6 separate regions of the Mus musculus genome follow, and regions 1, 2, 3, 5 and 6 are each linked to region 4. The links are chromatin loops, found by intact Hi-C in ENCODE. Cell type or tissue: heart. All regions are shown on one strand. Each heading gives the region's core, and the rest is flanking DNA. Links, peaks and the distances in the headings are about the cores only.

Region 1 (4,956 bases), core at 305-4,304, 260 kb before region 4:
CACAATCCACTGAAGGGTGGAAAGAGAAAACTGACTCTGATGTCCAAACATGTGTTGTGACATGCACACTCTCATGCATTCATGCATACATACATAAGAACAATAATGTTTTCAATTAAAAAAAAATGAAGTCCCACTCCTCTTGGACGCTAGCCAGTACCAGGGGCTTGGTGGGAGCAGAGTACAGATTAAAGGGACTCAGTATGGGGTTGTGTGTGGCCTGTGTTGGGTCAAGGTCCGAATGGGGTCATAAGGTCACAAGGTCACTACACTGATGTTGCAACTGATATCCATTCCAGGAACTGTCCGTTTCCTTCTGGAAGTTTTGTTTCACCCTAAATATTACTTCTGTGTCTGAGAGAAGCAATGGTTGGTCCCTCAATGTGGGTTTTCCTTGGAAAACCAAAAGCAGCCATGGTCTGTGGCATCCTCAATTCAGGCTTTGTATCTGAACCAGCTTGGTATTAGAACGCACCCTGAGAGACACTGACAATCCATGAATTCTTAGAGTGAACTTTCATTTGAACGAACTTACAAACCTTAGAACAGAATTGAGAAGTAAAATGTGAGCACAGAGTATTTAATTTTATCTTAACACTAACTAGACACAAACACACCCTCGATTCCTAAGGCTAGGAAGGGCAGAGCAAAGGTAGGGTAGACTGTGACTAAGGGCAAATTAGACGAAAGGCACGGTTGGCTCATGCAAATGTATCTGCGCAAAATTAAAGCATTTGACAACAGTGTCCTAGAATCGAGGAATAGCTTAGGTTGACTGTTGTCAACCACGGCTTAACTCTTGTCTAGTTTGCTACAGACAAATCCAATGGCTTGTCATTTTAATAGGATCAAAATCTTTCAGGAGCTCCTTGGTTCTTTGACTTCAGTATTGTGGGGCTTTAAAGAGCATCTCTGGAATACAGACCTGCTGTCCTCTAGTTTAGGTGAGGTGTGATGACAGAATCACATTGCATGTGATGTGCAAGATGTTGAAATTTTCCTGCCCTCATTGAGAATCCAGTACTGAACATTCCTTATCTGCTTTGCATTCAGAACATGCATCCTCTTACTTAGTCTACACACAATAACTCGGGGTCAGTGTCAATTATTATTATTCTTTCTTTCTTTCTTTAACTGAGTGGATGAGGCTCAGAGATTGCAATTCAGTAACCCAAGTGTGGTTTACAAGGCTGCAAGTCCAGACAAATAAGCAAAGCCTCGTTCTTTGTTCTCCATGAAGCAAACTCAGTTATGTGCCTGGAAGCCTGGATTCCATGCCCGGATCTACCAGTGTCTGAAGACAACCGAGACTCATTCTGTGTTTCTACATGACGTGATACCTCCTTCTCCAAGTCATTGAGTATCTTTATAAGTAACATTATTCTAATTAACTCAGATGTTCTCCATTTCATACTACTACTACTACCAGATTCTATTTCAATCAGTCACAGTTGGTTTTGTTTGTTTGTCTTTTGGTTTGCTTGTTTGTTTGTTTGTTTGATGTTTGCTTTTGGTTTTTGGAGACAGGGTTTCTGCCTGGCTGCTCTGGAACTCACTCTGTATGTAGACCAGGTTGCCCTGGAACTCACAGGGATCCATGTGCCTCTGCTTCCTGAGTGCAAGGGTTAAAAGCATGTGATTTCTATGTTCTTGGTCCTTTTCTCCCAGAGTATGGTACACACGCCAGAGGCTTTGCATCAAGCCCTTAGGATCATGAAGCTATAATGTATTTGTTTGAGATTTCTGGAGATTTTTGTTATTGTTTGACTTCAAACACGAGGGAGAATGAAACAGATAAATCAATTACAGTTTAACTCCAAATTATCCTCACTCTAGCAAATGTGTGTGTGTGTGTGTGTGTGTGTGTGTGTGTGTGTGTGTGTGTGTGTGTGTGTGTGTGCCAGTGCACAAAAGAAAGGCCATGTGGTGACTACACTCTTCTGGTGGATGTTATCAGACCACAGCCCAGAGGGGAACCAGTACAGTAGTTCACAGGCCATTTGATCAACACGATTATGGGTGGATCTGTTTTGTTCCAAAAGATGAGAGCGGGCTGAGCTTGGCTTCTCACCTGTGGTCCTGAAAGCTGATAAACACTGGTAAACAATAGAATCCGTTAACTGGGCGTTCTCCTTGATCTCAGGATGCTCTGGCCTCACAGTCTTCCTCCGAGGATCCCAGGCACAGTTGTGTTTGTTTGCTATGAGCTGAAGCTAGGACGCTTTCAGCTTCCTCAGGAAATCTCTAGAAATCTCATTTCCCCTTAAAAAAAAAAGCAAGCCAAGAGATTCATATTTGGTATCAAAGCTTAATTTTAGCCAGTGCATGCCTATAATCCCAGTACAGGATTGAGTCAGAGGCAGCCTGGGCTACAGATTATAGTGAAAGACTGTGTCAAAACCACTAAGTGAGCATTATATGCAGTTGTTAGAAATGGATGTTAAACAAAATTTTGAGCTGAGTCCAATCTTATCCAAGAATGGGGTTGAGCATGCTGACCTAATTAGAGCCCCCAATGTCCATCTCTCTCACAGACTTGTGACATAAGACAGAACATGTAATGTTTTCTTTCTTTTTTTTCCTGTTGCTTTTAACATTATCCAACGAGATAAACAGAAGCAAGCATCACCATTTTAGGAAATTCCTGGAGATGAATGTAGCAGCAGTCAGACACGGTCGCTGATGGGAACACAGGCAAGTCTGTGTCTCCCATTATCTGTCACAAAGGTGATTGGCGTCACAGATGCATAATCTCACAGGGATAGCTGTACAGCTCCCAAGGAATGAGATGCCCTGGAGAAATGAGTGCCCACAGGAAACAGCACCACCAGCATCCTTGAGTGTAATTCTGACTAAGCTTTTTTTCTCATTAATCATCGAACCGAGTCTGTGTCCGGATCCAGGCTACAGTCAGTTGCAGCATACATTCCTGGCTGTGATAGGAAGGTCTGGGCCAGAGACTGTGGGAAAGAGTCAGCTTGTACCCAGGCAACAGGGTCAGGTCAAGAATTCACCTCCTAGACCCCTTGAATATGCAGCCTTTGTGCTAATAGTTCAGACTGGTAGAGAACACTTCCAGGGAAGTTCCCTGTTCGAGGGAGGGCCAGGCTGTATGGTGTGTGTGTGTGTGTGTGTGTGTGTGTGTGTGTGTGTGTGTGTGTGTGTGTGTGTGTGTGTGTGAATCCCCCAATAAGGGAGTGAAGTCACAGGACCAGTGGCTGTCTGGGTTAGTGTTCCATTGACAGTGTTTGCAAGTCATTATCAGGGGCCTCCAGGAATCCATGAGGACACACTGTGACAAGGTAGCAAAATTTATGTCAGGAACAAAATGGTGCTAAAGTCCTTAAGCAAGAGTACATGGAACACATGAAGTTATCTTACCTCCTCTTTCTTTTATTGCAGCTAAGAGAAGCGGTGGTGGTTTGCCAAGGTAGAGCCTTGTTCCGACTCCCATCAGCCTTTGCTCTGGGTCTGAGGTTTCTCGTGGCACTGCCCAACCATAGAAGACTGAATTAGTCAGGACTTGAACTCCAGACATGAGTTTTCCCTCCCCTTTGAATTCCGGCAGTGATTGCCTTTGTGCCCTCGTCTCCTGGTTGCATCGCTCTGTCTCAGCATGGATTCTTTGCTCTGCTCTGCCCTCCCATCTGGCTCTGATGTCCGATGACTGTTGTGACTGCTGGTGTCCTGGGACATAGAGTGTTTTTTCTTTGCTTGCCTCTTTCTTGCCTTTCTTTCTTTTTCCTCCCCACCCCCTTTGATATTATTACATATTGCCAGGCTGATCTTAAACTCAGATCCTTCACCTTCAGCTCCCCAAGTGCTATGATGAGGCGTGTACCACCACCCTTGACAAATGATACTAACTCATCTCTGTCTGTCTGTCTAATCATATCTTTCATCTATCTATCTATCTATCTATCTATCTATCTATCTATCTATCTATCTATCTATCTATCTATCTATCTGTCATCTGTCTGAATCTGTCTCTTCTATCTCTGTCTCTCTGTTTTTCTGTCTCTCCATATATATATATATATATATATATATATATATATATATATATATATATATATATATATATGGAATCCAGAGCTTTGATTATGCTGAGTACCTCACAGCCAGTGTAGCAGGAAGCACAAGTTAATGGCACATGGTTCCCGTTGCTTAGTCCAAGTTGAAAGCTACTGTGCCCCGAGTGCTTGTGAATACAGGTACACACGGACATGTCCTGCCCTCTTCTACCCACTGTTGGCAAAGGTCAGGAGTTGCTCAGCTAAGAGTCCAATGTCCTCAGAGGAAGAGATGGGCTCTAGGAAACCAAAGAGTAAGCGAGTGGAGAAAACTCCACAAAATATGGAATGTGAAGCTGAGTGTTAAAAGGGGCCTCTACAACAAGGTGGTGACAGGTGACACTCAAGTCTTAGTAATCTAAAGCCAGGTTTTCCACACCAGACAAGAGCAAAATCCAGCATCAGTAAACAGAAGCGTGGAGAAAGTGCCTTAAGACAGTATGTGTGTGTGTGTGTGTGTGTGTGTGTGTGTGTGTGTGTGTGTGTGTGTGCGTGTGCATGTGCGTGTGTGTGCATAAGCACTCAATAAATAGTAGTTGTGAGGTCAAAGGTTAGAGTAATAGCATTTGTGTTCTACCTGTGACTAGGTGATCGTGCCCCTTAGAGAAGCCCCCCCCCTCTCTGTGTGTGTGTGTGTGTGTGTGTGTGTGTGTGTGTGTGTGTGTGTGTGCGTGTGTGCGCGCGCTTCACCATTTTTTCATGTTAGGACACGGAGAGTTGAAAATCAAGTGTTTTGATGTCCTATTTCCTGCATTTAGATTTCAGCCCTGCTATTTGCCAACTGCATGGCCGTAAGAAAGTGACCCTGTCTGGGTCTCACATAGTGGGTAGTAGACCCTCTGCATGGGGTGTTGTCTCATCATGGGGATGATTATTGGTTTTG
Region 2 (4,956 bases), core at 741-4,740, 460 kb before region 4:
GAATGAACTCGCTGAACTTCAAGACTTGGAAGATTGTGTATTTCTGGGACTCAACCTGCAAGGGCATCTCAGGGCCTGGCAAGAGGTGTTCTTGGAATGACATGGTTATACTATCCCGATTATATCCCCAGAGAACTCTATATCCCACCACCGAGACACTTGCACATCTACATTTATTGCTGCATTATTTATAATGCATATAATGCCTCCATGCCCATCAGCAGATCAATGGATAATGAAAATGTTTATCACACAATGGAATATTATTCATATATTTTTAAAAATGAAAATGTCAGGAAAATGGATGACGCTGGAAATTATTAAACAATGTAACTCAGACTCAGAGAGACAAATATTGTATTTTCTCTTTCATAAACAAATGCTAGCCTTGTTTTGCGTTGTTTGTTTTGTTTTTGTTTTTTTGAATGCAGAAGTAATGAGGTCCTGGAGTTTATACCAAGATTCCAGACCGATTCCAAATGAAGATCCTTTAACAACACTGACCACTCCCAGCAACCCGTAGAACCAAGGACGACTTTCACTTTCAGAAGCTTTTAAAAGGAAAGGACCTTAGACTAGAAATGATGCCTTACTACAAGGTGAGTATAACTTAAGGCTGCTGCAGAGTTTAGCTCTCAATAGTGCTGCATCGGTAGCCCCAGGGCCCGAATCTAATTGCTAGTAAGTAATTAGCAAAGGTGTTAAGATACAATAGTTTTCTTGTGAAGGACTACACTTCCCAGCTTCCTTTGCGGACTATGGAAGTCGCTGCTGCCCTTACACATCCCATCCTCTGTAAGCATTTTAACCTTCTCACCTAAGGTCAAACCAAGCTTCTCTTTCTTTCTGCCTCCCACCTCTCTTACAGCTGCCTTAAATAATGCAACAGGATATGAGGCTGTAATTAAGTGAAAGGTTAGCGAGAAAGACAGACAGATATGGGAATGTGCGACTTAAGATGGCGCGGGCCTTTGTTTGTGGGGAGGGAGGAAGCCTGCAGAGGGGTCTCTGTAAGATTAGAGCTCACAAGCTGAGGTAGTAATGGGGCAGAGAGGGGGCTGGAGGAAGTTGAAGTCTCCTTTGCTGGCCCTGCTGTTGGCTATGGGGTAACCAGTGAGTTACTAAAAGAATGTCAGGCGATTGATAAACATCTCTGGAGGCTGGCCATTACTTGGGGTCCCCAGGGCAGGACAGTGAAGAATGTAGAGAAACGAGTTACTTTAGGAAGCAAATTACCATAGTTTCGGGGAAGTGCCACAGTTTAACCAAAATGGAGGGTGGTTTACAAAGTGTGGCCCTGGCTAATGCTCAGGTTGGTTCCTGCCTGGGATGGCCGAAGAGTCGCAGGGGCGTGTGGGTAATTAATTCTCTGTACAGTGACAGCATCTGGAATCTGACACTATGAAACTGGGGCCTAAATTGCAATGGTCATCCCGCGTGGTAGAGATACAGGGAATACAGAACGCATCCTAAGGAAAGCTGAACCCAGTGGAGCCAGCCCAAAGTGATGCAGCGCCATCCGGATGCCACCTCCATGAAGCCCGCAGGTCGGACTCACAGCAGAGGGACTGGTGTTTGCCTTGCAGCTTTTCTCTCATTAATATTGCCTTTCCATTCTCATGCCCTCCCTACTTGAAAAGGGTATGTTTGCCACCAGCTATGGGAAGCACGTGACTCGAGCTTCACTTTCACGGTTGCTCGCGGCTAAGACGTAGCTCTGAGTTTCAGAAGAGACTCTGGATTTGGATTTCTGAATGGCGTTGGGACTGGTAAGACTGCGACTTCTTTAAGTTGAGCTGAGACATTTCCTCTTATGAGGTAGCAGTGAGGCTATGACAGCTAGGGGGGATCGTTAAGGTTTGGGTATGCAATGCCCGTTATGGGTTCACGGATTTGAACTTTTGGTCTGGAGCTAGTGGAGATGATTTGGGAGGCTCTGGAACCATTTGAACTTGAGGCCTAGCTGGTGGGCGTAGGGCTCTAGAGGTGGAGCCTGAGAATTACTGGCTCCCTGCTTCCGAGGGGTCAGCACCATGTTACAAGCGGCTGCTTCAGGCTTCTGCCACTATGGGCGGGCGTGGTCCCACTACCGTGCCTTTCCCACCATGACCAACTGTGAATGTGAACGAAAACTAAACCATATCCTTTCTTAACGTGTCTTTTAGGTGTTTCGCCTCAGTGAAAGTTGCCTTTCTTTATTAACTTAGCCTAATAAAGCCCAGCTGCAGAGATATTATTTTTTAATCATAGAAGAACACAAATCCATTCTCTTTTGAAGTTATTGCTAATTTCTTAGATATTGTCAGTTAATCGGAGAACAGATCTAACCTGTACTCGTGGAGAGTGGACATGCCCTTTGGTTCATCTGCAACAGAATGCATGTAATGAACGTGGCCAGTAAGGACATTAAGTATTAACGTCAACGTGCAATGTTGAGATTAGTCTGTAGGTGGCAGCACAAACTCGGGGATGGGAAATAATGCCGCCGGCCCCCCCCCCCTTCGTTTTAGTGACCTCAAGAAGACCTGGATACCGCGAAAAGACCGTGTTTTACCAGATTCACTGCACCATTCGAAATCTTCTGAGATCATAAATAGTAAGTTGAAAATATATTTGTGTTTCTGTATTATTCTGCCTTCAAGATTCAGACACCACCACCTGCAAAGACACAGCTTGCCTAGAGAGGACGTCAAAGCGCTTGGGTTGAAATTTCACTTTATTTAATGTTATCTGTCTTGTGTATTCTTGATGTACCTTTACCTGTCCCTGAAATTTCAGATTTCCTGTGAAAATGTGTATGTGTGTCTCTTGTAAATAGCACTGAGTCTTATATCTTCTTAATTCAGTCTGGAATCTTTCCCGCCCAACTTTGCAGTTCAGGCCCCCTGCCCCACCCCGCCCGGGTTCTCAGTGTATGTGAGAGCATAGATTTCCCATCTTCCTCTTTACTTCATAATTTACATTTATCTCATTCACCATTGTTTGTACTTCCTCATTTCTAAATATCCTTAAGCTTAAATGGGGCCAGAACTTGAAAAAAATTCTTCTGATAACTGAGGGTGGGATAGGGTGATCTATACCTTTAATCCCAGCATTTGGGAGGCAGAGGCAGGTGGACCTCTGAGTTCAAAGCCAGCCTGGTCTACATAGTGAGTTACAGGACAGCCAAGGCTACACAGAGAAACCCTGTCTTGGAAAAACATAAACAAAAACAAAAATAAAAAGCCCAACCCATCAACCAATCAACCAGCCCACCCCCTTCTCTTTCCCTCCTCCCCTCTCAAGCAATACAAACGTCATGGCATGAATCCTTCGTTTTACCTTATACTTGAATGTGTACCGTCTCTCTGAGCATGCTCATTAATCTGTCTGCCCCGCAGGACAAAGAATTACTCCCAGGCTCCTCCCACCAGTGGTGAAGATGTTCTGAATGCCTCTGCTTTCTTATTTTCTCTCCCACCCCTAACAAGGACACTTTATTGGTAGAACTGGGGAATCCTCACCATACATAGTTTTTGTAGCTTTTTTGGAAGCAATATTATGATTAAGAAAATAAAAATTACATGAAGAATATTTAGTGATTATAAACATTTTTGCTAGTTACATTTTGTTCTTTGGAAATTTTGTACATGTGTATAATATGTTCTGATAGTTCTCTCCCCTAATATTTATTTTGTGTGCATGGGTGCTTTGTCTGCATGTGTATTGGTATGGGACATGCATGCCTGTGCACCTTGTGCACCCATGGGTCTCTGTACTCACTTCTATTTGCTGCAAAGAAAACTTCTCTGATTAAGGCTGAGAGTAGCCTTTGCCTGTGGGTATGAACACAGATGATAATTAGTATTCTTTTTTGAGATATGGTCTGACTATGTAGCCCAGGCTGGCTTGGAACGTGCTATGTAGGGAGGGCTGGCTTTCAAGTCACAATTCTCCTGCTCCCGTCTGTCATTCTGTCTGTCATTCTCTCTTTCTCTCTCTCTCTCTCTCTCTCTCTCTCTCTCTCTCTCTCTCTCTCTCTCTCTCTCTCTCTTTCTCTCTCTCTCTCTCTCTCTCTCTCTCTCTCTCTCTCTCACACACACACACACACACACACACACACGAGTTATTTTCTGAGCCATTTGCAGGTTATCTGTATATATCATGATCCTTACCCTTGAACAATTCAGTGTGTGCCTTCCTACAATGAGTGATGTGCACAGAAGAATGGTCAATTGATGATGATGTCATTTCCCACCTGTGGCCCATGCTCACCATTTGGAAGCTGACACAGTAACATCCTCTTTGGCACTGGCCACCCCTTTCCTGCTCAGGGTCCAGTGTGGGGTGAAGAATCCCTTATTTGTCATGTCCCTTTTAGGCTTCTTTAATCTGTAGTCTCCCGGGCATGAATTTGTTGTACTGTGATTAAATAGAAGTATTCCTTCTTAGGTCGTGTTTCCCTCCATGATGCAATAAGTAGCAATGATCTGTTGTTGCCTTGAGTGCTATGTGTAGAGAGAATCTCTATTGTACTGCATAGACGAACCACCTGTCAATAAAAAGCTGATGGCCTATTAGCAAAAGGCAGGAAGTAGAAGGTGGGAGTTCCTGTAGGGAGAGGGAACTCTGGGATAGGTTCAGGCACAACAGATTCTTCACCCGGACTGTGAGGATATGGATGTATGAAACTGAGGAGATAACCAGCCATGTGGCACACATAGAATGGAATAAATGGATTTTATAAGTTACGAGCTAGTGGGGGAATGAGCCACAGCTTATGGATTAAGTGTTTATTCATAAGTAAATAAGTCTTAGAGTCGTTATTCTGTGAGCAAAGAGGCCAGATAGAAAAGCTTCAGGCTACAGCTATGTCTGTCTTTAGGGGATGGCCAGATCTTAAGAGTACTGCCTTGTGAGTGGATTTGTGCTCTTATCATGATGTCCATGGGAGATGCCTTGTTCCTTCAATGTGAG
Region 3 (4,956 bases), core at 545-4,544, 62 kb before region 4:
GTGTCTTCTCCCAGATGCCAGGGAGATATTGAAACAGAGGCAGATAAACTGAATCAAGATATTTACTCTGTGTTCCAGCATGCCCTGCCTATGACTTAGCCCTGCAACCAGGGTCTGGTTTGGGTGTAGAAAAAAGCTTGTTTTACATGAAACAATTAAAATAATCTAACCAGGTTTATGCAGATATGGCCAGCCAGGTGATTCCCACAGTTCCATGTGAGTTCCAGAGAGAGGGGCTGCCTGAAGACTGGAATGTGGGGCAGGGGGTTGTAAGTAAGGGGAGCCAGTGCACACCTAAGGGTGGAAGGCTTGAAGGAGAAAGGAAAGCATTCCTCTCTGCCTGGACAGGGAGAAAGGAAGGAAGTGCTGGGCACTTTGGTGACCAGGAGAAGATGAATTTCATTTGAAAAATGAATCTATAAGGGGAAGGGGTAGTATATTGACCAAAATGGTGTACCTCTTTGTATAGGTGTGTGTGTATGTGTGTGTGTGTGTGTGTGTGTGTGTGTAGGTGGGGAGGGTTGTATTGTGAGGGTGTGGTTAGATGGAGATGGGGAGTGCATTGTGCAGACCAGGGGTCAGTACTGGGAACCTTCCTCTATTACTTTATTATTATTATTATTATTACTACTACTATTATTATTAATTATTATTACTTCGAGTCAGAGTTTCTTACTGAACCTGGGGCCTAGCTGCATTAGTTACATGTCTGTTGTTATGTTAAAACACCATGACCAAGGCAACCTAGAGAAAAAAGGGATTTATTTTAGCTTACGGTCCCATAAGGGTAGAGTCCATAGTGGCTGGTTTGGAAGCATGGGGCAGCGGGCCACAGGCGTGATGGCAGGAGTGGGCAGTGGAGGACTCTTATCTCGAAGCACAAGCATGCAGCAGAGAAAGCTAACTGGAAATGGCCTGCCTCCAGTGACATACTTCTGCAAACAAGGCCACACCTTCTAAACCTTTCCAAACCGCTTCACCCTCTGAGGATCAAGTGTTTATCTACGTTAGCGGGTCAGGGGGCATCTCTCAATAGAAGCACTGGCTTAACCATTCGCCTAGATCAGTGGTTCTCAACCTTCCTAAGGCTGCAATCCGTTAATACATTACTTAGTTTATATATTACTCCTTATGTTGTGGTGACCCCCCCACCATAAAACTATTAGGTTGCTAATTCATAACTATAATTTTGCTGCCGTCATGAATCATAATGTAAATATCTGATATGCCCCGAGGGGGGTTGTGACCTACAGAGAAAACCACTGAGTTAGGTGGTCTTCAAGCTCTGGAATCCACCTGCTTCCATTTGCCACTGCCCAGCATGGGGTTATAGACATATACCAGCCTACCCGACTTCTACCCTCTGGTGTTTTCTAATGTGTTTGTAGATATTAGAGGAGAATATTTCAAAATGAGCATGCCAAAGAAAGCCTGTGATTTGTTCTTCTGTCCCGTGCAAGTGACAGAAATATGGCAAGCAAGATAAAGAATCCCTGTGGGCACTCGGTGTAGGAGTCTGCATTCAGCTGTCGCAATGATAACATTGTTCTAGAAAGAGTCTGAGCCAGAATTGCAAGACGTTCTAACGTAACGACGTGGCTTGTGTTCTCCCTAAAATAGCTTGAGAAATATTTTCCTACCATTTGCAGGTTTGTCGAAGCACAGGGGTTATGCCGATCCCATTCATGGTTGCATCCTCCAGCAACACCCAGCACAGAGCAGGCAACGTGTGTGTGTGTGTGTGTGTGTGTGTGTGTGTGTTGTCAGGGATCTTAGAAATGCTACTGCAGATAGACAGCAAGGAGAATGTGTTGCAATTAACTCGGACATCTGAAAGAAACTCCAAAAGGGGTGTTTCTATCTACCAAGCAAATCTGAATGACTTAATTAATTTTCAGAGAGGGGGGGGCCTTAGTACTAGAAAGTAAGTAGAGAAACGTAATGTATTTTTAGAGCCGGCCAAAAAAGACAATTGGTGATTAAAGGCGCGGGTCAGAGGCAGAGCCGTCCCTGCTTTCCTGTGCTCCCTCAGGAAGTGCATTTTATAGAAAAGTCAGAGAGGAACTAAGGGAAGCGGAGCTGGGAGCTGGGGACTCACAGCAGTAGAAGAACGCACTCTGGACCACAGCTGGAGCTCCATGCTACCTGAAGTCACTGGCTGGCTTGAAGTCACTGGCCGGCCTGTCCCGGGGCTTGCCAGGCCACCCTGATGAGGATCACATCTCCGGCTGGGGGTTAGCATGGTAAGAGCTGTGTGTTCACTGGTCATTGAGGCATTAGCCGATGGCTCGAATCTGAAGCCAATGCTGAGTGGTTTTGAAAGGTGCGCAGAAATGTTTAAGAGGCTTCTACTTCTGGGACAGGAATGTTAGTCTTTTATAAGTTCTCTCATTAGGTCTTTGACATGTTATCACTAAACTTAAAGGGAGATGTGATCTATTCTAGCCATTTGGTGGTGTGTTTGTCAAAATTAAAGGAGTTTGCTTCAAACGCCAATACAGGGCTTATTTGTCTTTTCAAATGTGTAGCTACGGAGGCAGGAAGCTCTTGGCTAAGTGTGTAGGAAGTAAACTAAATCCAGCTGGGAGAATGAGTTCGCTTCCTCAGTCACACTGTGTACTGTGCTGTCACCAGGGGCGGCAATATGAAGCTGAAGATACGGCCTCATGCCACACACTGGCACATGGCCTCCGTGAAGGATTGCAGCCATTCTGAAAGCTCTCATTCCGGAGACTCTGAGGGTATTTTTAGATGAGGCCTGTCCCCATGAATGAGGAAGTCTGGCAGATGGCTCTTCCGGCTGATTTTTTTTTTAAGCTTTCTCCCAGCGTAGTGTAGAGATCACTCTTACAAAACTTCGCTCTCTCGGGACAATGGAGGGAAAAGCCATTCTGAAAGCACCCGGTAGCAGCTGCAGAGTGAGATGTGGTTGGGTGCCGTGCCACCGAGTTCTGCGTTTCTACACAGATCTGCCGTGACCTTGCACACAATGGACAGAGGGAGTTGGGAAAGGAAGTCTGAGCAAGAATAGGTCGTGTGTCACAGCACGGAGCAGACATCATGGGGCTTATTTCCCCCACCGAAGAGGAAAGACTAGTGTATGTGGGTTTTGTCCATTGAAGTTACTTCCTTAAGTCATGGGACGACAGATTTCATTTGATAGAGGGTTTGCACCAGCTTGGGGAATCAAAATCAAAACAAATCAAATTATCGTTATTAGTGGAGCCTTGTTATACATGGTTAACCCACGCCTGTTGGCGCTTGGCCTTACATCTGACAGAACACTCTGCTGAGGCTCACAAGCTACCTTTGGGATTTTAAGCTTTTTATTTTTTTTCTCAGAGAGTCTTAAGAAGTCTGTTGCACACACAGACCGAAGAATCAAAACCGTCTTGATTGTAAGACTGGGCTTTGATGGCAAGCTTGCCTTTCATTTTAAAATGTGATGTGGTTTGGCTCATCCCCTGATTAAAGTGGCAATCTTCAAAGAGGTCAGGTGGCCCAGGTTCCCAGGGTGCCAGCTGTTGATGCTCTTCTGGGAGCACCATCGCTTCTGGGAGTTGGATGCTCTTTTTTTGGTTTTGTTTGTTTGTTTGTTTGTTTGTTTGTTTGTTTTGATTGGATATTTCATTTATTTACATTTCAAATGCTATCCCTTTTCCCAGTTTCCCCTCTGCAAACCTCCTATCCCATTCCCCCCTTACCCTGCTCCTATGAGATGCTCCCTCATCCACCTACCCACTCCGTCCTCACCGCCCTAGCGTTCCTCTACACTGGGGGATCAAGCCCTTACAGAATCAAGGGCCTCCCCTCCCATTGATGCCAGAAAAGGCCCCTTCAGCTCCTTTAGTCCTTCCCCTCACTCCTCCCTTAGGGTTCCTGTGCTCAGTCCAATGGATGATTGTGAGCATCCACATCTGTATTGGTCAGGATCTGGCAGAGCCTCTCAGGAGACAGCTCTTGTCAGCAAGCACTTCTTGGCATCCAAAATAGTGTCTGGGTTTGGTGTCTGCATGTGGGATGGATCCCTAGGTGGGGCAGCCTCTGGATGACCTTTCCTTCAGTCCCTGCTCCACTCTTTGTCACTGTATTTCCTTTAGACAGGAGCAATTCTGGGTTAAAATTTTGGAGATGGATGGGTGGCCTCATCCCTCAACCCGGGAGACCATGTGTTACCTCTGGATATGGTCTCAACAGGTTCTCTTTCGCCTTTGTGGGGTATTTCAGCTAATGTCACCCCCGTGAGGTCCTGGGAGGCTCTTGCTTTCCTGGCATCTGGGACTTTCTGGTTGCCACCCCCAATTCCCTATCCTCCATTGCTACACACCACTGTTCAACTTCCTGATCCTCTGTACATCTCTTGAGAGCTTATTTGCAGCTGTGGGCATGAAACCCAGGGCTTCATATATGTGGGCAAGTGCTTTATCATGGGGTGGCATCCCTGCCAATCCTAACATTTTACTGTGTGTGTGTGTGTGTGTGTGTGTGTGTGTGTGTGTGTGTGTGTGTGTGTGTGTGGAGAGAGAGAGAGAGAAAGAGAGAGAGAGAGAGAGAAGAGAGAGGTATATCAGGAAGTATGTCCCCATTTATACTGAAGCACTCCTGAGGCCTCTTGAATTTGAATTACTGATTGGAACCTGAAGTTCCTGAGAATTAAAGACAGGGAAACAGCAGGCTAGTTTCAAGAAGCCACAGATTCTACCTCTGCCTCAGCTATGAACTTTTATCCAGTCTCCTCTTGGGTACCTCTGTTTTCTGTGCATGGGTGTGCATGTGAATAACAACAACAGCAATAACAATGTGCCGTGTGTCTATAGACTGAGACTCTAAAGAGGTGACTTCTCCCTTACATGGGCAGGATTCAGAAGGACTAACACCCAACCTCAGCCCAGATCTAACAAGCACGGCTTTCCATGCACTGATTCTCTCGAGGGGGAAGCAATTATCACAGAGCCT
Region 4 (4,956 bases), core at 272-4,271:
TCCCAGGTAAGAAGGAAGACATAGGCCACTGAGCGGAAGATCCAGCAGAACCATGGCGGTAGCGTGTTGTACAGAGAGGTGGTAGATATTGGAGTTATGCCTAATCCATTTAAAGGGAAAGTACAGTGGTTTGGGAGGATGGCAGCGAAGGGGAGGCTATGAGTGCTGGCTGGATTGATTTAAGGAAGAGCCAAGTGAGAGCCCAGTGTGGTGTTGCATGCCTTTACAGTGAAAGGCAGGCTGACCTCTGTGGGCTTGATCTACACCGGGAGTTCGAGGTCAGCCAGGTCTACAGAGAAAGACAGAGAGAGGGAGAGAGAGAGAGAGAGGGGGAGAGAGAGAGAGAGAGAGGGAGAGAGAGAGAGAGAGACACAGACTCAGTGACTGGATATGTATTCTGTGAAGACAGAGTTGTTGGGAGTATACTGATGGTAACACAGAGAACCATGGAGACATCCCTGTCCCTGAGAAATATGGGGAACAGAGAAAAATCAGTCTAACAGTCTCGATATACTTGAAGGAATCCTGGCACATTGGAGTAGGAGAGGAACCTCTGAGTCCAGGGCTCTGCACATCTTGATTGATGGACAAAGCCTGCCCTTCCCATGATGCTTCCCTAGCTTAGCCCCACCTCCATACAAGAGTGAGGTCCTGCAGCCTCAGGGACACCTCTGGAGAACTTGGTTCTAGTTAAAGACAGCTAACTATCTTATATTGAGCGTGGAATGCCACTTCAGTCCTGGTCAGATAATTTCTTCTGTTAAACGAGAACATTTAGACCTGTACATGTTAGGTGATATTTAGAGCTTCTTCATCTTCAAATATCTGGAAGCTAAATTGCAAATTAAAAATACAGCCTTGGTCACTTAAATGATTTTGTACCAGAGTTTGAAGCTAGGGCATTACACATGCCAAGTAAATATTCTACCACCGATCTATACCTCCAAACCCATGTTAATCTTTTATTTTGAGGCAGTCTTGTTTGATATGAGTTCACTCTGTAGCCCAGGCAGGCCTTGACCTTGTGATCCTTCCTGCCTCTTGATCTCAAGATGTGTGATGACAGTTCTGTGGCACCAGGTCCAGGTAGAACGTTTTGAAAAGAAAATAGCTTTTGAGTTGTAACATTGTTAGGAAAAATGTTTAAAGTGGGGGGGGGGAGAGGAGGAAAGGGGAAGAGGGAGGGGGAAATGAGGAAGAGGGGGAGAGGGAGGGAGGGAGGGAGAGAGAGAGAAATATGGGGAGGAGGGAGGAAAGGGGAAGAGGGGGAGAGGGAGGGGGAAATGGGGAAGAAGGGGAGAGGGAGGGAGAGAAGAGAGAAGGGAGGGAGGGAGAAAGAGAGAGAGGGGGAGGGAGGAGAGAGGGGGGAGGGAGGGAGAGGGGGAGAGGGAGGGGGAGAGAGAGAGAGAGAGAGAGAGAGAGGCGCGGGTGGTGAGGTGTGTTCACTGTTTAGCCTTGACTGTCCTGTAACTCACTAGTAGACCAGACTGGCTTTGAACTAGGAGATCCACCTGCCTCTGCCTCCTGCCCACATGCTGGAATTAAATATGGGTGCCTCCATGCCCTGCCTTTGCCTGGACTTTTAAATATCTTAATCTCCATCACACACGGGATACACCACATTTCCTTTTCAACCCTGGCAGCAGTCTTTCTCACACTCCCTCGCATACTTGAGTCACCTGTGGGGGTTACAGAGCAGCTCTGACTCAGCAGACCAGGGCAGGGCTGGAGAGTCTCTGGCCCCACCAGGCAGAGTACGCATGCACCAGTCTGCGCCCACGCTCCTGCAGCCTGCTCGCTCTGCAGTGTCAGTAGACCTCTGGTGGCCACATTCGAAATGTGCATTGTTACACTCGATTTTTTTTTCTTTTTTCTTCTGAAAATATTAAATGCTATGTCTCCCCAAAGCCAGCAACTCTACCAGTCTTGTTATTGGCAAAGCAAACAGGGTTTGTTGATTTGAACTCTAACTACCACAGTATTGAAACAGCCAATGTAACATTAGTTTGGACTCTTGATTTAGGTTTTGGTGTCACTCCAGAGAGGCCACATAGCCAGTTAGTGATCATCAAAGAAGGGGCACGCTTAGTCTACATAAATATTAAAGTGAATGTACTTTCTATAAAAGAATACAGGAAAGCAGTCCAGTAGAAGGCTTTATGTGGAGTAATGAATGACTTAAAAGGGCCTTCTTTATTAGTATTGAAAAAGAAAACCTCAGTCTTTTAATTTGACTCACCTTCTCCTGCCAGGGGTTGCCTTAAGTTGTATTTCTTATTAGGTGTTCTCTAATTTAGCCCTTCTATGAAGCAGACTAACCTGCTCTTTAATTAGAAAAATCGAGAGCAGTTTTATAGTAATTTTAAATTTCTGGGTTTTTTTTTTTTTTGGCTAATTTCCATCTATGCTACTGAAACAGAAAACAGAAACGCTGTCCACAGTTCAGATGAGATGTGTCTATCAGCATCCGAGAGACTCCGTTTTAAGAAACACTGCATTTTTTTCCTGTTTTTCTTCTAGCTGCAAACATTTTTTTTTTAATTTCGAATGTCAATAGACATATTTCCTGGTCCTGCCATGTACTTAGATAAATGTTCCAGAAGCCAACTCAGTTTTTTTTTTCCCAAATAACCAGAAAATGACTATCACTCTAGAGTGGGAACATCTGGCCCAAGAATGTTCACGATCTCTTAGCCCCAGGGCAATCCAACTGAAAACTTGTAAATTAACATCAATCTTAACTTGACTTTGATGGAAACTTCTCGTTTTATGCTTGAGCCGACTCAGCAGAACACAGTCCCCTGCAGATGCCGGGCATCAGTGCATTTGCTCATAGAAACTTCCTTGAGTGGAGAAATGTCCAGTGCTCTTGCGTAGGGCACATCAAGTGAGATCCCAGGGTGCTTTGCGATTTTTGCTGACTTTTCATAATCTTAGTAAAGTGTGTTGCTAAGGTTTCAAAGACGGGTGCTAAAATGAGTTTTCTTTTTTAAATTAATTTATTGATTTGTTTATTTACATTCCACACACTGCCCTTCTCCCAGCCCCCCAGAGTCCCTCCCTCTATCCCACCTCCCCTTTGCCTCTGAGATGGTGCCCCCCCCCATATCTCCCTACTCTGATGCATCAAATCCCTGCAGGATTAGGCACATCCTCTCCCATGAGGCCAGACAAGGCAGCCCTCTGCTACGTATGTGCCTGGGGCTTTGGTCCAGCCAGCCCTTGTATGCTCTTTGGTGGATGGCTCAGTTAGAAGTTTTATATGCTTATTTAAAACTCCTTTTCAGCCTTATAAAATAACCTGGCACTTATGAGAACTGTCTGTACAGTCCAATTCAAATGTTTCTGGTTGGAATTACAGTAGGAAAGGTTTTTCTTAGCACAGGTTTAATGAGATACATAATAAATGGTTAGGTATAGCTATTTCTACATCCATAGAGTCTATAAAGTCACACATGCCTTTATATGAATCTGTGAATCAGGGATCTGCCTGTGGTCGGTGGATTTAACCAGACTTTACCTGGGAAGAAACCCTGAAGCCACTAGTTTATCCACACTAAGCCTTTCATTGTATAGCAAAATGTCTGCAGGACGGGCTACTGTGCCTACAGGCAGGGTTTGCTTAATGTTTGACTTTTTCATTACAATGTGATATAAGGAAGAACGGAGCCTCAATAGACGCCTTTCCAAATAAAGAGCTCTTTATAGTTAGTTAGACTGCACTTTAAATTTCAACTTAAGGCTGAAGATAAAAGTTGGATCTAGAATGTTTGTCCCGTGGTCGCTAAAGCCCTCTGCTTGACACCCTCCATTGGAAACAAAAGAGTTCTCTCTCTGATAATTCTAATCCCCCCTCCATTCATGTCTTTCATCTTGGGGAGTTCCATTGCGTGAAGGAGCCAACATAAAGGTAATTATCCAAGTGAATGTTCAAGACAGAGTTGAAAGTCGAAGCGCCCCTTGCCACGTCTTAGCCACGTCTTAGCGACACAGCAGAGATTCAGTATTAAAATAAAGACGTAGCTCACTACCAAAAGCATGCACTTCAGACAGAAATCTGAATACTCAGGCTTTCTCATATGTGTGATAGCACCCTAACAACACACATACACACACACACACACACACACAGTATGACAAGACACAGAAAACATTTGACATTTCTAAACATTTTGGAATCCATGAATTCAGACATTAATAAGGCCAGAGACATAAACCAGGCCCCTCTGAGACTGGGGTGGGGGAGATCTCTTCTTTCAGAAAGGAGTGGCTCACACCAGTCTGGGATTCTTACACCCCAAATATTAAACCTTGCACTTTGGTTTGTTATAGTTACTGATGTCTTTAAAAAAAATCAGAAATATATTTAATATACACCTTGCACCTAATGTGGGTTCTAGTAAATTCTCCCATGGCCTGGAATCACTTTCATCAGATTGCGGGTCCTCCTACTTGGAGCTCAGCAGTTTTCCCACGGTAGAGGGATGGGAGATGTGACTGTGGATTCTAGAATCGTCTCTGGGACGTAGCCCAGGTGCATACTCAGCCTGTGGTTTGGGTGGGGCAGAGAAATGAGGCATCAATTGCCGCGAGTTGGGCAATGTACAGACAGGCAAATACTGAAAGTCAAGTCCCCAAGGAATGCAGAGCCGCAGCCAGAATAAACATTGCAAAACTGGGTCAGCAACTCAGGGGCCCAAACAGAACACTAAGGTAAAGAGTCCAAATGGGTTAGCAAAACAACGAAGGGAATGGCTGAGCGATGCTCTCCACAAGGAGCCAGAGACAGCTCTCTGAGGTCAGCTGACTGCATTTAGAACTAATATAGATCCAGAGTAATGTCAGCCCCACCTATGACCCACAGGATCTCCCTAGATCCACCTGATAGAGCGCTCCCAGGAGGACCAGAGCTTGCATTTCTAAGGTAGAATGTTCCATTGTCACTGTGGACAAAAG
Region 5 (4,956 bases), core at 697-4,696, 90 kb before region 4:
CTCTCTCTCTCTCTCTCTCTCCCTACCTGACTCACTTCCATTCCCTTCCGAGTGCTTCTATTTGTCTCTTACTTTTTCCCTATAACTTCCTAAGGAGAAGCAACTCGATAAATATTAATGGACTGAAATTGAACACCTTTCTGACATTAAGGTGAGAGGCATTTCTGTTTCATCCAGATGGAGAAAGACCGGGCATGAGAATTCTTTAGCCCAGTCTACATGCTCTCTGAGCCCTCTCAAATATCCCGGCTCCGGTTTTCTTAGGATAATTTAATGGCACACACTTCTTGCTTCTGCCTCTTTGGTTCTTCAGTTATAAACTACATTACCTTACCCCCAAGCACCCCTGTCTCAATCTTGTCTCTCAATCTCCTAAAATTTAACAGCTCTCTTGTACAGAATGGCGCCCAAGCACTAAAACACCCAAGAGAATTGCTCTTACAAAAGGTCTGATCTGTATCAAAGAGCTCCATCCCTGAGTAGAAAACACCATGAAAAGCAAGTCGCCAGATGCAAAGTGCTGAGCACACACAAATTGCACTGCATTGCAGGGTGCGGGGTGCGGGGTGCGAGTCTAAGCCAAACGTCCACCACATGCACGAGCTTACCAGTTTCACAGGGAATTATAACACACCGAACAGCTGCAGGACAGGCACTGTGCAAGTGGGTGGTATTTTGTATACATCTTTGCCACTTTTGAAGATTTGTTTTTCATTAGGCAGGCTGAAGCCTTTTTTGCTGCCACATAGCTGGCATAAAAGGGGAAAGAAAAAGCCATGTTATGGATCAGCAGTGGCAGTATTGTGTATTTATCTCCTGTAAGCCCAGCAAACCATTTGGGAACCATTTATTGAGCAGAAATTCCAAATTAACCCTTCACTTGCTGTGCCATGCTATAGAACCACAGCGGTCTCTCTGTGTTGCAAACTTTGCTTCTTTATTGTGTTCTTTGGGTTCTTTGTGCATTAAGGATAAATTGGGTAAAGAGAGTAAAAAGTGTGGAAGTGTCTCTTATGTGCTTGGCATGGCCTTTATTTATCCTGGGAAGTGTCTATGCCCCCTGGAGAGGACTGAAAGATGTGGGGAGCTGAATGCTGAGAGCCATGAATGATCCAAAATCCCCATGAGAGGGCCCAGTGTCACTGAACTGAAAGCCCCTCTTGGGTCCGGATTGTGTTTGTCCAGTGCAAACCATTTTGTACCTGTCTGCTTGTTGGCACTTTCCCCTCTGGTGTCTTCATAAGTAGACTGGACCCCTCAGGAGAATGTAATGCTGCTGGCGCCGTTCCACCAGAGTTTTCCTTATGTACTTGTTGAAATGATTGACTGGTAGGGCAATGTGGTGGACTCTCGGTGGAATCAGGCAGCTCTTGGTTCCCATCTCAACACTACCACTTTTCACCTGAGGAGCCCTGGCAAAGGATAGGACCCTTCTGGACCTGTGTTATGCTGTGTCAAATGTGCTAACCCTGCCCTGTGACGTTGCCTGGCACGTAGTAGGTTCTTCATGAATGTTAGTACGACTCCTATTCACCTTCCTATCAGTCTTTCCGTACTTAAATGGGTAATGAGGGACATTGAATGATAAGTAAATTCTCCTTATGGTCCCTTTGCACTCCTTACATAGAAGCCACACATATCCAAAACATGTCTTCTTCCTCTTTCATATTCTATATAGCGCTGCCAGTGTTAACACCACATAAAGGCGAAGAGGGGGAGGGTCTGAGTGGTGCCTTCCTTCTCTCCGTGGAATCATCCTGATTAAGGATGTAACACCGCGCTGCCTCTGTAAAGCAAAGGGAAGCAACCAGATGTGTTGAGGGGGGGGTGCGGGGGAGGATTCCGTTTTCACTCAGGCTTGGCCCTGAGCAGTAACTTCAGTGCCTGGCTTCTTAGGGAACACCCAGGGCAAGGTGCAAGTCTGTCCTACTCAGGCAGCTGGAGGAAGGGAGGCGACTGGCTGGCCCTCTCCTGAGAGTTAAAAAAGATTTTTCGCCCGAGGAACAATATCTTGAACTCCTTGTATCTCAGCCAGTGACTCACGCACTGGAAGCGGTGTAAACACAGGTGGAGGACCTGGGTGCCCCAGCATGATTGAAGGCCGGTCCTCCAGGCCAACATTTGCATTCCACTGTTAAAACACTAAAGTTCAAAGAGATGTGCTGAGCCATTTGCTAGAGGCCTGGACATGAGGAGCTGAGCAGGACCTGAAATCTCTCAGCCAGCCCTGCTCCAGCCGGCTTGTGGTTCTCCTAGGATAACAGTACGTGGCAGTGAAGGCGCTCACGCCTCTTTCAGAGCCCACCGCCCTAGATCTTATTATTGTACTCCGGATCCCCTCTCTTCCATGTTTCGTTCTTTTGCTCCCTCCCTACCAGGGTCTCCTAGGGTCGGCTGGGTGGAGGGATGAGAATGCATTTACTCCGACAGACACACCTATCTGTGCATTGTGGTTAAGGAAAGCTGGGAGCACCAGAGATCTTCCAAGCAGAACTGCGCTGAGCTGGGATTGAGCTGGGGACGCTCTGGGGGGCTCAGCTCCAGGTCTAGGGGCGCCAAGGCTCGGGCTGGGGGCGGAGCCTCGCTGTGGCGAGCGAGGGGGCGGGGCGCGGTGCGGAGTTCCTAGGGACCTGGGCAGGGGCGATCGCCCGCCCTCCTGGACTGGGGACGAGCAGAGTGGCGGGACGCGCAGGCCCGGTGGAGACGCGGGGCAGCGGCAAGGACTGCGGGGGTGCGGCGGGAGCGGAGCGGGCGGCGTCACCCGAGGCGGAGGGGGCGGAGCCGCGATCGCAGCTGCCACCCGGCCGCCGGGCCCAGGCAGAAGTCAGCCGCCCGCGGCTGGGCAAGCACTCCGCGCAGACACGCTAAAGACAATGCTCCGAGGCGTCCGGCGGGGCAACGGACTGCTGGGTCACCGACGGCGAGGCTGCGAGACCGCAGACCCCAGGTGAGCCCACCACTCTCTCTCCAGATCCCGCCGCTTTTTGTCTGACGAACGTGGCGGCCCAGGGGCTTTCGCAGAGTCGCTGCGGTGGCCCGGCGGGCCAGCCCCTGCTGGCGTCCCCAGGGGTGACAGGCTACCGATCCGGAGCGCGTGGAGAGTCCGGACCTCGTGCTCAGGGTTGTGCCCTCGGTGCAGGTTCCGAGACGGGAAAGCTGGGGAGTCGGAGGGGTATTTTCAATTCTTTTGAGAAACGCTCGCTTTGAAACTGGGAAACTTTTCCTTGGAGTTCCGGGAAGGGTGATCGACTGCTGTAATGGTTTTACTGGTCTTGCTGGTCTGGCTGCTCTGTTTTGTGTGTTGGGAACTGCTCCTTTTGCAGTGAGTATTGTCAAAGGAGCAGAGGGGCAGAGGCCGTTCGGGCTGCTCCGGCCAGACCCGGAGGTGACGAATTGGGGGTCCAGGGAAGCCACCTTTAGGCTGCAGCTGATCTCTGAAGGAAGGTGCTATCTGTTTGATGAACCTTGGTGATCATTCCATACCTGGAGCTAGCTCCCAACCTTTGCTTGTGATGTCCCCTCTGCAGCCGGGCGCACACACCCACATGCACCCACATGCACACGCAAGCACGCTTACCCTTGGAAAATAGAATCTCTGCTTGTGTGTGAGTCCTGGGAATGCGAATGGAGGCGGCTGAGCAATTCTCAGCCCACAGCGCTCGCTCACTGTGTCTGTTCTCCCAGGTAAAGCTCAACCATGGTTTTGCAGAGCCTATTGTAGAGCCCAAAGGTCTAAGGCTGAGGAGTTTTGCAACGGATTCAGTTCAGACTCAGGTTGGAAAGGCTTAACTGATCACAGTTCTCAACTCTACCTTACAGCCCCTTCTGAGGAGATTTGACAGGAGGCCCCAGAGAAAGCAAGTTGGCTTTCCTAGGGTCCCTCAGAACTTTGCTCCCCTTATTGGATCAGACTGCAGGCTTCAAGTCCACACTCCTCCTACTATGATTGCTCAGAAAGTAGAAAATAAAAAGATATGTAGATACCATTATATACCCTCAGTGCTGGGGCTGGGGTGAGGTGGGGTGTTAGGGTAGTCATGTCCTGCTTTCTCCCTAGACCACGCTGGCTAATGGAATATAATGCATTAATCTATATACTTTCCATACATACTATACCTTTGGGGGGTTGCATTATTATTTTTTTTTTGTAAAATACAAGAAGCAATATTATTTAGATGGAAAATTGTGGAATTCTATCAAGTAAGGCATGAGCAAATTTGGGTGCAAATAAGAGGGGTTTTGACCTGAATACTTAGGATCTGGCCACCCTGATTCTTCGGATTCTTTTTGAGATGGGGGTGGGAGTGTATCTGACAGCTCAGCCTTGTAAATCGTAGCGCCCCGAAGTTTGCAGAGGCAAAGCTCTGTTATTGTGACTTGGATCACAAAGAAGGCTGCGGATCTTTTCCTGATCTTACACTTGCAGCCTCTCACTGAGAAATGGGATCATTTGCATAATTCTGCACCTACCCTCTGAGGTAGGCATGTGAGAAGGTGCCATTCCCAGGCTGTGCAGAGCTGGCACTACCCAGGGCTCTCTCTACTCCTGCTCTGAGAGTCATTTGCATAGTTCATCATCTTTTCCCTGAAAGCAAACAGGAGACAGTTCCAGGCCTAGAAGGGCTGCTCTAGCTCCAAAGACAAGCTGGGAATGTCTGTTTGCAGAGCCTAAGGAGCCAGTTTTAACAGGACACAATGAGTCAGTGACAGTGGGCAGCCCGGGGTTTCCTTTGTTACTCATATTCAGCGACTTCTCTTAAAGATACTCTGTGTTTCTGGGCAGTTGTGTGACCCATGTGGTGGTCAGCCTGCAGGAAAATGTCAGAGTTGTGGAAGAGAGCAAAGGAGTGCCCGTGAGTGAGTGAGTGCTCTCAAGGTAGCTTCTGGCAGTACAGTACAATAATCAAGAGCCTACTGAACTCCCCAGGCTGTCAGAAGCTGATGGCAAAAAAAAAA
Region 6 (4,956 bases), core at 393-4,392, 82 kb before region 4:
CTTGTGGACTGAAGCCAGCCTGAGCGCTGAAGTCCCAAAGGTGAGGCTGACTAACCCAGCTGGTATTTTTACAGGGGCTGTTCCTATTCTAACATATGGTGGCTGGCTGGCGGCCATGGAGGGCTGTTGGAGCAAGAATTCCTGTAGAATAGCTGCCTGTTGACTTGCCTCGAGGTTGCTACTCCCTGACAGCTGCTGTTTGGCTAGCTATTCCAACCATCTACCTTTCTATGTCTTCCTTTAGGCTAATATCTATTAGCCCAGCTACATCAGGGTTTTCCCCTGACTTGGAGACTTATAAAAGGGAACACAAAAACAAAGACAAACAGAAGCTTTAAACTATTGGCTGTGACTTTAGATATTTACGGAAGCGACAGCCATTGTACAGTGACTACCATCCACCCAGTACCCTTCCACGTGAGCCCCTGCATCACTGACTCATGACCAGTATTTTCATCGCCCCTGCACCCACTTCCCTTCCCCGTACATCGTAAAGATCATAAGCACATCTATTTCAAGGATAAAGACTTAAAAAATGTAACCACAATGCTTAGTCTCATCTAAAATATTAGCAGAAGTTCTTTATAATAATGCCTTGTCACAGCCGATGTTCACACTTGTAGCTTTTCTCCTTAATTTCTATGTGTATGCGTGTGCACAGGTGTATGGGGTGTGCGCATGCATGTACCTGTGTGTGTTCCCTTGGTCCGCCAGGTTCTCGCCCTCACTTGCTCTCGGCCTTTCTATTTGTTGTCTCTCTACTTCAAAAGATTTATTTATTTCTATCGTATGTGTATGAACACTTGGCTTGCATATGGGTGTACCGTGTGCAAAGGCCAGAAGAAGGTTGTAGATCCCCTGGAACTGGAATTCCAGATGGGTTCCTGAAACCATCAAACCTAGGTCCTCTGGGAAAACAAGTACTTTTAACTGCTAAGCCATCACGCCAGCCCCCTCTATTTTAGTTTTGAGAAACTCGCTGTTTCTCAGCCAATGAGCCCCCAGCATCTGTCTGCCTCTGTCCACTCCCCCATCCCTGGGGTTACAGATTTGTAACACCACACCCAGCCTCTTATGGGAAATTTTGGGGATCTATCTATCTATACATAGGACTTTTTGCCCACTGAGCCATCTCCCCAGCCCCCATACTTCCAGTTTTGACGTGTAGGTTTTGCCAGCTTTATCTAGGACCACAAAAAAACATTTATACCCCTAGAGGTTCAACCTTTCTTCTTCTCCCAAAAGAAGGTCTTAGGAAGGTATAATTATGGACAGGGTGTGTGGGCCAGGACTGCTGGAGGCTGCTGTCTGTGGACGTGTCTCTGAGACTATATGCCTGAGACATTCTAAGAACCCTTGTTCCATAATGACCTCTTCCAGTGTCCTGGATTTCCTCAGCCAGTGCGATACAGGGGCCAGGAAGGGTGTGTGAGTGCATGAGAAAACAAAGGTCAATTTTAACTCAAGAGAGGTTTATGTGAAGAGAGGCATTTCCTGAGGAGGCAGCAAACTACCCCTCCCCCAGGCAGGCGACACCCATTCACTCAGCCAATCTTGACACCTTCAACTTTCACCCATATAAGCCAGTGGCCCTTTGTATTCGGAATCCCCTGGGGTAAGGAGCCCCACCAAACCCTGCCATGAGGCTATCTGTACGAATGGGACCGGGTAAGAAGGAGAGGAAAGCAGAAAAGTCACTCTATTGACGGGGATGATTGACAGGTGCAATCAGCTCCCAGCTTTGCCTTATTGCCCTACTAGTCCAGCCACTTAAGTAGGTGGGAGCTGAGGTGACTGCCGGAAACTGGAAGAAAGGGCAGCTAGCTGTGTATGTGTGGCAAAGCTCAAAGGAGAACCTAGCAAAGAAGAGCCAGGGAGCCTGCACCCAGCTCAGAAGCCATCCCTTTGTCCCCTGGCCTGCACCGACTCATATGAGGTGCTTTTAAAAATCATATGGGGGTAGGGGTGTGGGGAGGAAGGCTGGAGTGATGGCTACACCCACATGTGTGCTCACAACAGATGATGACTCCAATTCCAGGAAGTCTGATGCCCTCTTCTGTCCTCCTTGGGTACCAGGCACGCACATGTAGCACTCAGAGATGCATGCAGCAAACGTAGAATAATAAAATATTTATTTTTAAAGAAGGAAAGACAAAAAGAAAAAATGTTATAGCTTGTTTCTTCGGGAATGTGCCGTAGCTGGATTATCCAGTAAGGAAGCATTAAACAAAATTTCAAACTATTTTCCATCCAGTGGAATTGTTTCGCCCAGCGCTTATGAGTCTTCACTTTTTCTGGGTTTGGTGCTGATTTTTGTTACATAACAGACGTGAGCCAAAGGCATTAGCGTCCCTGGGTGGGATGCATAGCTCAGCGTTTAGAAATAGAGACGCTTTCTGTGTGTCCAGTCGTGAAGGTGGGATGGCATTGCCATTGCTTGCCCACCCACTGTGATAGACCTGAGTGCTCGGATGGTCTTGTGTGCTGTCTGAGACAGGTGGTGACTTTTATCACTTGCCCCATACTTTGTTTCTCTTCTCCCTTCTCTGATAAAGTGTAACAAGTGTTTTTTGTTTTTTGTTTTTTTTTAACCCCTGGGGCTATTTAGGTCAATTGGAGACGAACCCCAGGCAAGCTCCTGCTCCCGAAACAGGAAGATGAGCCAATAGTTTACCTAGGCAGCTTCCGAGGACTGCAGAAGCCTGCAAGCCCTCTTGCCTGCACAGATGGCAACTCTCGTTGTCCCCCAGCCTATACCATGGTCGGACTGCATAACCTGGAGGCCCGCGTGGATAGGAACACTGCCTTTCAACCAGTGAGCTTCCAGGAAGAGAAGGCTGGGAGGGAAGAGCTGCCCTCAGCTCACGAGAGCTTTCGCCAGAAGCTGGCTGCCTTTGCAGGGATGACATCCAGCTGCCCCAAGGGCCCCAGGCCCTGCACTTCTCCACAGCCCCTGCGGGAATCCCTGCCCTCGGAGGATGACAGTGACCAAAGGTGCTCACCCTCAGGAGACAGCGAAGGTGGGGAGTACTGTTCCATTCTGGACTGTTGTCCAGAATCCAAAGATGCTGTGCATAGCACCGAGGGCTCTGGCAGACGTGGAGGGGACTGCTCACCCACGTGCAGGGAGCAGGGACCACGTACAAGACCAACAGAAGAGGAAAAACAGGGTCTGAGCTTCCCCAGAGAGTGCTGTGGTCAGGGATCCACAGCGAACCCGCCCCGCCTGGGCCCCAAGAAGCCATCCCTTAACTCTGAGGCCGCCAGCTCTTCCGATGGTCTGTCCTGTGGCAGCAGCCGCAGCGGGGCCAGCAGCCCCTTCGCTCCCCACCTTGAGAACGACTACTGCTCTCTTGTGAAGGAACCGGCCTCAGGGAAGCAGCAAGACCTCAGCGGCCACTTTCTCACCTCTGGCAAATGTGTGGGTCAAGCTGCGGAACTCCAGCCCGCCTCCCTTCTTAGGGACCCTGTGCAGCCTGAACCCATCTACGCCGAAAGCGCCAAGAGGAAGAAGGCAGCTCCGGGGCCTCCGAGGCCCGAGCCCAAGAAAGAGCAGGTCCCAGCTGGCCATAGCCAGGGCCAAGTATGGACAGGTGATACCTGGATTCAGAAGACACCCCCTAGCTGGAGCCAGGACAGGGAAGGCGCAAACCCTGCTCCTCAGGTGGCAACCACCATCACTGTCATCGCTGCTCACCCGGAAGAGGACCACAGGACTATTTATCTGAGCAGCCCTGACTCTGCCGTGGGGGTGCAGTGGCCACGTGGGCCTTCGAACCAGGACTTACAAGCCGGTGAAGAGGAGCCTTTGGTTGCGCAGGGGCTAACCTCAAGGGAGAGCCATCCACATAATGTGACTGAAAACACGGCCAAAGAGAAGCCTGCCATTCCCCCCAAACTGTCCAAAAGCAGCCCCGGAGGGTCCCCTGTGTCTCCCGCGCCCCCACTGACTGACCACAGCGACGGGAACACCGGTGGCAGCAGCGTCGGACCCCAACTTTTGTCTAGAGTCCCTGCTAACCTAACGTCTTCCTGCCACACCAATGGCGTTGCCACTGCTGGTGACTCTGCCAAGTGTCCCCCACCAGCCACCTCCTCTTCAGTCTTGGACCAGAGGCGGCCAAGATACCAGACTGGTGCTTGGAGCCGCCAGTGCCGGATAGAAGAGGAGGAGGAGGTGGGGCAGGAGTTGAGTCAAAGTTGGGGGAGAGAGTTGGAAAACGGTACCGCAGACCATTCAAACTCCTCTACCTGGCACCGTCTCCATCCCATCGATGGCACCTCTGGGCAGAACAGCAAAACTAACTCTGGGATGAGCAAATCGGCTTCCTTTGCGTTTGAGTTCCCAAAGGACAGAGGCAGATTGGAGGCATTCTCACCCCCTCCCCCACCTCCAAAGTCAAGGTGAGTACCCCGGGGCTGACATGGAAAGAGTCTTAAGAAAAAACACCTGTCTGTAGGGCCTTTCCCAGAAACCTTTGCATTTGCTGCCTCTCAGGAAAGCCTCGGGCCCATCCTCGAGTACTGCCTGTCAGGCACCAGTGTCTGCCCAAGGGCCATTGTGCACTATGTAAATTTCCCAGAGGCCCAGCTCAGCCTTGAGAAAGCAGGAACTCCTGTTTGGTGTGTGTGTGCTCTGCAAACAAACCTGGAAGCAGTGTGTGTGTGGTGGGGGACGACTGGCTATTTGAAATGAATCTTACAAAGCAAAGAAACACCAGGGGGGTTGGGGATACCAGCTCAGTGGCTGATGTAAGGCAGCAGAGTTGGTCTCTAGCTCCGTGAAAAGAAAAAGCTGGGATGGACAGATGTACAGTGACAAGAGCCCTGTGCTTAGCCTGAGTGAGGCCTGGGGTTGGATCCACCGCTTCCCCCGTGTCACAAAAGCAAACAAAACAGCCCTAGCAAATTGTTGCTCCTTTTGCTACATTCTTATAATCGACTCCCACATTCTTA

What was found. Peaks named below come from ENCODE experiments on the same cell type or tissue, not always from the same donor. Only the 100,000 strongest peaks of a DNase experiment are listed, where the experiment ranks them.
Region 1: a loop joins it to region 4, with 2.3 times the contacts of the local background. A loop is called at or near these places in 2 of 42 quality-filtered maps.
Region 2: it touches region 4 in a loop (4-fold over the local background); 29 of 42 quality-filtered maps call a loop at or near these places.
Region 3: it touches region 4 in a loop (2.4-fold over the local background); 4 of 42 quality-filtered maps call a loop at or near these places.
Region 5: it touches region 4 in a loop (7-fold over the local background); 23 of 42 quality-filtered maps call a loop at or near these places.
Region 6: a loop joins it to region 4, with 2.8 times the contacts of the local background. A loop is called at or near these places in 24 of 42 quality-filtered maps.

Annotation. Positions count from the first base shown.
Region 1 is chr8:35,917,541-35,922,496 of GRCm38, forward strand. No RefSeq gene overlaps it. Among named protein-coding and RNA genes, the nearest start is that of 5430403N17Rik, 37 kb to the left of the region's middle. In heart, for the core only: no CTCF peak of the experiment used is centred there; DNase peaks (open chromatin) are centred at 2,131 and 2,831; H3K27ac peaks cover 588 bases.
Region 2 is chr8:35,722,922-35,727,877 of GRCm38, forward strand. It overlaps Gm35021 (a long non-coding RNA gene), which reads left to right and starts at 685. Exons shown (of 7, transcript XR_870350.3): 1 at 685-795; 2 at 1,378-1,769; 3 at 2,511-2,596. It overlaps Gm40492 (a long non-coding RNA gene), which reads right to left. Exons shown (of 2, transcript XR_870348.2): 2 at 4,762-4,956. In heart, for the core only: a CTCF peak has its summit at 2,435 (motif pointing right); no DNase peak of the experiment used is centred there.
Region 3 is chr8:36,119,876-36,124,831 of GRCm38, forward strand. The region is part of intron 3 of Prag1 (PEAK1 related kinase activating pseudokinase 1); the gene reads left to right. Among named protein-coding and RNA genes, the nearest start is that of Prag1, 28 kb to the left of the region's middle. In heart, for the core only: no CTCF peak of the experiment used is centred there; DNase peaks (open chromatin) are centred at 1,716, 2,126 and 2,776; H3K4me3 peaks cover 222 bases; H3K27ac peaks cover 2,938 bases.
Region 4 is chr8:36,182,557-36,187,512 of GRCm38, forward strand. No RefSeq gene overlaps it. Among named protein-coding and RNA genes, the nearest start is that of Gm35520, 3.4 kb to the right of the region's middle. In heart, for the core only: a CTCF peak has its summit at 1,826; a DNase peak (open chromatin) is centred at 1,745.
Region 5 is chr8:36,092,042-36,096,997 of GRCm38, forward strand. It overlaps Prag1 (PEAK1 related kinase activating pseudokinase 1), which reads left to right and starts at 2,787. Exons shown (of 6, transcript NM_172911.3): 1 at 2,787-2,947. In heart, for the core only: a CTCF peak has its summit at 3,045; DNase peaks (open chromatin) are centred at 2,040, 2,730 and 3,490; H3K4me3 peaks cover 2,856 bases; H3K27ac peaks cover 2,757 bases.
Region 6 is chr8:36,099,948-36,104,903 of GRCm38, forward strand. Prag1 (PEAK1 related kinase activating pseudokinase 1) reads left to right here. Exons shown (of 6, transcript NM_172911.3): 2 at 1-40; 3 at 2,609-4,404. Among named protein-coding and RNA genes, the nearest start is that of Prag1, 7.6 kb to the left of the region's middle. In heart, for the core only: a CTCF peak has its summit at 2,070 (motif pointing left); a DNase peak (open chromatin) is centred at 1,504; H3K27ac peaks cover 1,498 bases.